Regions from separate parts of the Homo sapiens genome. Here regions 2 and 3 are each linked to region 1. A link is a loop called in an ENCODE intact Hi-C map of the cell type or tissue named here. Cell type or tissue: Calu3. All regions are shown on one strand. Region 1 has its middle 3.1 kb from the start of SCD5. Region 2 overlaps SCD5 (stearoyl-CoA desaturase 5). Region 3 overlaps SCD5 (stearoyl-CoA desaturase 5).

What was found. Peaks named below come from ENCODE experiments on the same cell type or tissue, not always from the same donor. Only the 100,000 strongest peaks of a DNase experiment are listed, where the experiment ranks them.
Region 2: a loop joins it to region 1, with 8 times the contacts of the local background. A loop is called at or near these places in 16 of 110 quality-filtered maps.
Region 3: a loop joins it to region 1, with 5 times the contacts of the local background. A loop is called at or near these places in 3 of 110 quality-filtered maps.

The regions. Positions count from the first base shown.
Region 1 is chr4:82,800,630-82,803,129 of GRCh38, forward strand. No RefSeq gene overlaps it. Among named protein-coding and RNA genes, the nearest start is that of SCD5, 3.1 kb to the left of the region's middle. In Calu3, no CTCF peak of the experiment used is centred here; a DNase peak (open chromatin) is centred at 1,492.
Region 2 is chr4:82,720,558-82,723,057 of GRCh38, forward strand. All of the region lies in intron 1 of SCD5 (stearoyl-CoA desaturase 5), which reads right to left. Among named protein-coding and RNA genes, the nearest start is that of MIR575, 32 kb to the right of the region's middle. In Calu3, no CTCF peak of the experiment used is centred here; a DNase peak (open chromatin) is centred at 1,464.
Region 3 is chr4:82,630,106-82,632,605 of GRCh38, forward strand. It overlaps SCD5 (stearoyl-CoA desaturase 5), which reads right to left. Exons shown (of 5, transcript NM_001037582.3): 5 at 1-1,412. The coding sequence ends at 1,222. Among named protein-coding and RNA genes, the nearest start is that of LINC00575, 9.9 kb to the left of the region's middle. In Calu3, no CTCF peak of the experiment used is centred here; DNase peaks (open chromatin) are centred at 776 and 1,276.

The DNA of each region.
Region 1 (2,500 bases):
AACCTCTTGACTATGACCTTGGAAGGGCAGAAAGTTACAGTCCATTATCGGAAAAAAAAATTTAATTAGGTATCAAACTTACATACAAGGAGTCTAAGGGAAGCAAAAATAGTTCCTTATTGTCCCCCCTGAGAACCTTATTAGGTCAGCTGTTCTATCTTGAATCCATCTTTTGTTTGTTTGTTTGTTTTTGTTTTTGAGACGGAGTCTCGCTCTGTTGCCCAGGCTGGTGTGCAGAGGCCTGATCTCGGCTCACTGCAAGATCTGCCTCCCGGGTTCACGCCATTCTCCTGCCTCAGCCTCCCGAGTAGCTGGGACTACAGGTGCCCGCCACCACGCCCGGCTATTTTTTTTTTTTTTTTTTTTTTTGTATTTTTAGTAGAGACGGGGGTTTCACTGCGTTAGCCAGGATGGTCTCGATCTCCTGACCTTGTGATCCGCCAGCCTTGGCCTCCCAAAGTGGTGGGATTGCAGGCGTGAGCCACTGTGCCCGGCCCTTGAATCCATCTTGAATGAACATCTTTCTCTTTTCCCTCCTGTGGGTCAGACCAGGTATGACCAGTCATTTCAGCTGGCTGTCCTCATAATGGAGAAGATGTTTTTGTGTGTTGAGGGAGGAAAGAAGTGTTACTTAGGTTTGTCAGAGCCTGCCTATAAAAGGATTGTTGAAGAAAAATGGTCCTTCCAGGTCCAGCCTCAGAGTGAAACATCTACAAGATCCAAGATATATTCTTGCTGATAACGACGGTCCTCTTTAGCCAATTATGCCATAGGGGTCACTGCCTCTTTTCTCTGTCTTGCCAAAGACCCTAGTATATTTTCCTAGCTTCTAGTCAGGACCCCAGGAGTGGATAAGTATTCACCTGTCCCAGGATGGGGCAAATGGGACAGTAACCCTTATCCTGTCAAACACGTAATTACCAAAAATGTAATAAGAGCCATAATGGTGGTATACGCAAGATAATGTAGAGGTGCAAAGGAGGGAGTTGTTAATTCACACAGAAGCAGGGAGGAGGGGGAGTGATACCTGGGGAAGGATTTTTAAAAAATATTTAATTGTGGTAAAATACATGTAACATAAAATGTATGTAACAAAATTTACCACTGTAACCGTTTTTAAATGTACAGTTCAGTAGTGTTAACTATATATGCACATTACTGTGCAACCGATCTGCAGAACTTTATCATTTTGCAAAACTGAAACTTTATGCTCATTAAACTCCCCTTTCAATCTCCATCCAGATGCTGGCAACCACTGTGCTACTTTGTTTCAATTAGTTTGACTACTCTAGATACATCATATAAGTGAAATAATAGAGGATTTGTCTTTCTGTGACTGGCTTATTTCACTTAGAATGTTTTCAAAGCTCATCCAGGTTGTATGTGTTAGAATTCCCTTCCTTTTAAGACTGAATAATATTCTATTGTATGGATATGAATTTTGTTTATCCATTCATCTATCTAACAGTGGACATTTGGGTTGCGCCACCTTTTGGCTACTGGAAATAATGTTGCTGGGAACATGGGTGTACAAAGATCTCTTCAGGACCTGCTTTCAATTCTTTTCGGTATATATATGTATATCCAGAAGTGGTATTGCTGGATCTTATGGTAATTCTATGTTTAATTTTTTGAGGAACTGTCATACTGTTTTCCATAGTGGCTGCACCATTTCATATTTCCAACAACAGTGCCCAGCGGTTCCAATTTCTCCAAATCCCCACTGATACTTTTTCTGTTTTTTAGATAATAGCCATCCTAGTGGGTAAGGAGTGATATCTCATGGTAGTTTTTATTGCCCTCCCTTAATAATTAGTGATATTGAGCATCTTTTCAAGTGCTTGTTGGTCATTTGTATACCCTCTTTGGAGAAAGATCTATTCAAGTCCTCTATTTTTAAATAAGGTTTTTGTTGTTGTGGTTGTTGAGTTGTAGGAGTTCTTTACATATTCTGAATATTAACCTATCAGATATATGACTTGCAAATATTTTCTTCCATTCTGTAGGTTTCCTTTTTCACTCTGTTGATTGTGTTCTTTGATGCACTGACATTTTAAATTTTGATGTAGTCCAGTTTATCTATTTTTACTTATATTGTCTGTGCTTGTGCTTTTGGTGTCGTATCCAATAAATCATTGCCAAATCCAGTGTCATGAAGCTTTTCCTCTATATTTTCTTTTAAGAGTTTTATAGTTTTAGCTATAAAACTTACATTTAGGTCTTTAATATACTTCGAGTTAATTTTTGTGTATTGTAGAAGATAAATGCCCAGTTTCATTCTTTTATGTGTAGATATCCAGTCTTCCTAGCACCATTTGTTGAAGAAACTATCCTTTCCCCATTGAATGGTCTTGGCTCCCCTGTTGAAGATCAGTTGACCGTATATATGAGAGTTTTTTTTTTTTTTTCGGCTATTTCACTCCATTGGTCTGTATGTCTGTCTTTATGCCAGTACCACATTGTTTGAATTATTGTAGCTTTGAAATCAGGAAGTTTTGAA
Region 2 (2,500 bases), 80 kb before region 1:
TTCAGAAATTATTAATAATAAATGCAGGTTAGAGGGGGAAATCACCCTTCTGCAATCCCCAATTGTGTCTGATGCTGTTGAGCACTGCCCCAACCCTCTGTAGGTCCAGGTACTCATTCCCCAACTACTGGGATTGTTGGTGCCTAACAGCTCACAACTGAGTCTTTCCTCAGGCATTGCCCTACCTGGGAAGCTGCACAGCCCAAGGCTTGCCTCCTCCCTGGCAGCAGCCTGCATTCAATGCTTAGTAGATAAAGGGGTACAAAATTTGGCCTTTTGCCTCAATTTGGAACATCTCCAAAGGGCTGTCCGGGCCAGGCACAGTCACTCATGCCTGTAATCCCAGCACTTCAGGACGCCGAGGTGAGGGGATCTCTTGGGTCCAGGAGTTCTAGGCCAACCTGGGCAAAACGGCAAGACCCCCATCTCTACAAAGTGATTAAAAATAAAAAAGCTGGGTGTGGTGGTGGCACATGCCTGTAGTTCCAGCTACTCAGAGAGGCTGAGGTAGGAGGATCTCTTGAGCCCAGGATTTTGAGGCTCCAGTGAGCTGTGACCATGGCACTGCATTCCGGTCTAGGTGACAGAGTGAGACCCCATCTTAAAACAAAAACAAAAACAAACAAACAAACAAACAAAAAACCTCAAAGGACTGCCCCGTTTCGCAGCTCCCTGTAGCATATAGGCTGAGGCCTCTGTTGTAACTGCACTGCAATTCAGCTTCTCTCTCTGTCCAATTCTGCTTCTTATTCCCCCACAGATGTTTCTAAGCACAGTACTAGATATGCCAGCACACAAATCTGCATCTCAGAATCTGTTTCACAGAAACCTAAAGACCCCAATAAATAACAGATTCAGGCAAGAATCACAATTGTGTCCCCCCAAAATTCAAAAGTTGACGTCCTAACCCCCAGTGCCCCAGAATGTGACTTGACGTGGAGGTAGGGTGTTTACAGAGGTAATCAAGTTAAAATGAGGTCATGGGCAGGCAAGGGTTGACTAGTCCAGTGTGATTGATGTCCTCATAGGAAGAGGAAATTTAGACACAGATATACACAAAAGGAAAACAATGTGAAGAGACATAGGGAGAAGCCAACCATCTATAAGCGAAGGAGAGAGGCCTGGAACAAATCCTTCCCTCACAGCCCTCAGAGGAAGCTCCCCACACCTGCATCTTGAACTTCTAGCCTCTGGAACTGTGTGACAACACATCTCTATTGCTTAAGCCACCCCATCCGTAGTACATTGTTATAGGAGCAAACTAATACAAATGCTAAAATCATTAGATGAAAGGATTTGGGAGAAGTATCACCTCTTAAATTGCTTCCTAACTGCAAAGGGGAAAATAGAATCTTACAACGGAAGCATCTGGAAGCCACCACTTAACCAAGAGATGAAGCTTAGCATCAGTAACACTGGAACGCACCTCCACCCTTCCTGTTGCACACTGGGGACAGTGGGTGGCACTAGTGTGCACTAGCTGCAGTGACAGTGCCTTATGGAACTAAGCAGTGTTTATTTATTACTATAAAAAGAGTCAAGCTGCACCTCTGTAGAAGATTTACTTTGCAGATGGTATGGCTGTCATATTCTTTTCCAGCAGGATTTATTCTTTCATTCTTAAATCTTTTGTGAAAAATCTTAAATAATTTAACTTTCCTTTATATCCTCTTAACAGTGTCAAATATGGAGTAGAAGGAATTTTTACCCCCAAAAAGGGCTCCATCTTGATCATCTAGTTATGATCAAAAAATTTTAAGTTTGTAGCCTCCTATGTCAGCACTAGAGTGGTTGGTTGTGAATATTAAAAGCTACTACTATTTTTACTCAGTAATAAGTAATTGTTATGTTTTTGATAAGATGGTATAGTTAGAAAAAATGTGAAAGATCACTTAATCCAAAGCTACTTACAAAAAGTATTCCCAGCTGGGCATGGTAGCTCACTCCTGTAATCCCAGCACTTTGGGAGACCAAGGCAGGAGGATCACCTGAGGTCAGGGGTTCGAGACCAGCCTGGCCAACGTGGTGAAACACTAGGTGTCTACTAAAAATGCAAAAATTAGCCAGGTGTGGTGGCAGGTGCCTCTAATCCCAGCTACTGAGGAGCTGAGGCAAGAGAATCACTTGAACCCGGGAGGCGGAGGTTGCAGTGAGCCGAAATTGCACCACTGCACTCCAGCATGGGTGACAAGAGCCAAACTCCATCTCAAAAAAAAAAAAGTATTCTCGGCTGGGCTCAGTAGCTCACGCATGTAATCCCAGCACTTTGGGAGGCCGAGGCGGACAAATCACCTGAGGTCAGAAGTTCAAGACCAGCTTCGCCAACGTAGTGAAACCCCGTCTCCACTACAAATACAAAAATTACAAAAACTAGCCGGGCATAGTGGCAGGTGCCCGTAATCTCAGCTACTCAGGAGGCTGAGGCAGGAGAATCGCTTGAACCTGGGAGGCAGAGGTTGTGGTGAGCCGAGATCGCGCCATTGCACTCCAGCCCGGGTGA
Region 3 (2,500 bases), 170 kb before region 1:
TGTCAGAGTTATACACCTTTAAGATAACAATAGCAAACAGAACAAAATCAAACATCTAAACAGGCATGATTTATAAGGTGGGCTGGCCATAGGGCTCAGGACACAAAACGAGCTGGGCAGTGAACAAATCTCTCTTGAAACAAAGACAGTAGAGCATTAACAAGCTGTAAACACAGCAAAAAAATAAACAAGAGCCATTTCCTGTATTCTCATTTTTTTCAGTTTTTGATTCTCTTAAGCAAACAATAAAACCACACACACACAATAATTAACAAAACAGAAACATTCTTTAGTTACCACATAGATCCCCCTTCTGTCTTCTACCCTGCCTCTCTGCTCCTTCAGATGGTTGTTTAAAAGCAATGATGGGTTAATTGGTAGAAAAGAAAACAAATGCTCTCCTGAACTACACTGAAAGAATATTACTTTCCTTCATCCTGTCAGGGTTAGCATCATGTTCAAGCACATGACAACGTATATTTGACGTATTTTAGCTATAGCGATTAAATCACATGTCCACACTCTAATGTTAAATCGTAGTAATATTGACTTGAAAAGTTTTTTAGGCTGGGCGCGCTGGCTCCCAGCTACTCGGGAGGCTGAGGCAGGAGAATGGCGTGAACCCGGGAGGCGGAGCTTGCAGTGAGCTGAGATCTCGCCACTGCACTCCAGCCTGGGGGACAGAGCGAGCCTCCGTCTCAAAAAAAAAAAAGTTTTTTTCGGCAGGGTGCGGTGGCTCACGCCTGTAATCCCAGCTCTTTGGGAGGCCGAGGCGGGTGGATTGCCTGAGGTCAGGAATTCGAGGCCAGTCTGGCCAACATGATGAAACCCTGTCTCTACTAAAAATACAAAAAAATTAGCTGGGTGTGGTGGCAGGCTCCTGTAATCTCAGCTACTCAGGAGGCTGAGGCAGGAGAATTGCTTGAACCAGGTAGGTGGAGGCTGCAGTGAGCCGAGACTGCGCCACTGCACTCCAGCCTGGGTGACAGAGTGAGACTCTGTCTCAAAAACAAAACAAACAAAAAAAAAAACGAAAGTTTTTTCATTGATAATTGTATTTCAACATTATTTTGAGATAAACAAAAACATTCCCAAACCACATTGACTCGTTCCTTCCCCACCCTCTGCCCCCTCCCACGATCCAATGTACAAGAGAGCTATTGTAACCAAAGCCATGAACCGAGGTTGCAACGGCAGACATGTGGGATGGCTGTTCCAAGTTCAAGCACTGCTGTCTCCAGTCCTGGCCTTCCGGGCCTCGATCATCGGCTTGGTTGCCCGTTTGCGGTCAGTGGCCAGCCCCAGCCAGCACATGAAATCAATGAACCAGGTGGTTGGGTTAAAATTTAAGCCAAATTCACTCGCAGAGTAGTCAAAGGGAAAGGTGTGATGGTAATTATGGAAGCCTTCACCTGGAAGACAAAGCGGGCATTGATATAATTCAATCACCACCTCTCTGCATAGATGTTTTGAATCACCTATTTTTTCAGGGTTTACCATGTGCAGGACATGGTGTCAGCCTCTGTGAGGAGCAAAAGACTTGGTTACTGACTCCAAAGGCATTGACTTAGTTAGCTAGACAAACAATATGAACAGAAAAAATAGCAATAAATCGTCACAAGATTAACTTTCCTATGTGAACTGCAGACATGATACCATGACCTCAGAGCTATCCTTCTTAAGGTAAATGCTAAATGGCTGATAACAGATCATCGTTTTGATGTACAACTGTTTTTAAAAAATAGTCTCTGTGGGCTGGAGTGATTAAAAAATCCTTTTTTGGAAGAGCTCAAGAGAGACAAATGAGAATCATTCAAATAGGTAAGTAAATTAAATATCTTTAAATATCTAGAATGTACTTATATATTATTCTACCCCTTCCAGTGGCCAGTGGGCAGCTTTTACTCTCTCACTTTTTTTCATGTAGCTTTTCTTTATTATTTATTATACTTTAAGTTCTAGGGTACATGTGCACAATGTGCAGGTTTGTTACATATGTATACATGTGCCATGTTGGTTTGCTGCACCCATTAACTGGTCATTTACATTAGGTATTTCTCCTAATGCTATCCCTCCCCCCTCCCCCCACCCCACGACAGGCCCCGGTGTGTGATGTTCCCCGCCCTGTGTCCAAGCGTTCTCACTGTTCAATTCCCACCTATGAGTGAGAACATGCGGTGTTTGGTTTTCTGTCCTTGTGATAGTTTGCTCAGAATGATGGTTTCTAGCTTCATCCATGTTGCCACAAACGACATGAACTCATCCTTTTTTATGGCTGCATAGTATTCCATGGTGTATATGTGCCACATTTTTTTTAATCCAGTCTATCATTGATGGATATTTGGGTTGGTTCCAAGTCTTTGCTATTGTTAATAGTGCCACAATAAACATACGTGTGCATGTGTCTTTATAGTAGCATGATTTACAATCCTTTGGGTATATACCCAGTAATGGGATGGCTGGGTCAAATGGTATTTCTAGTTCTAGATCCTTGAGGAAT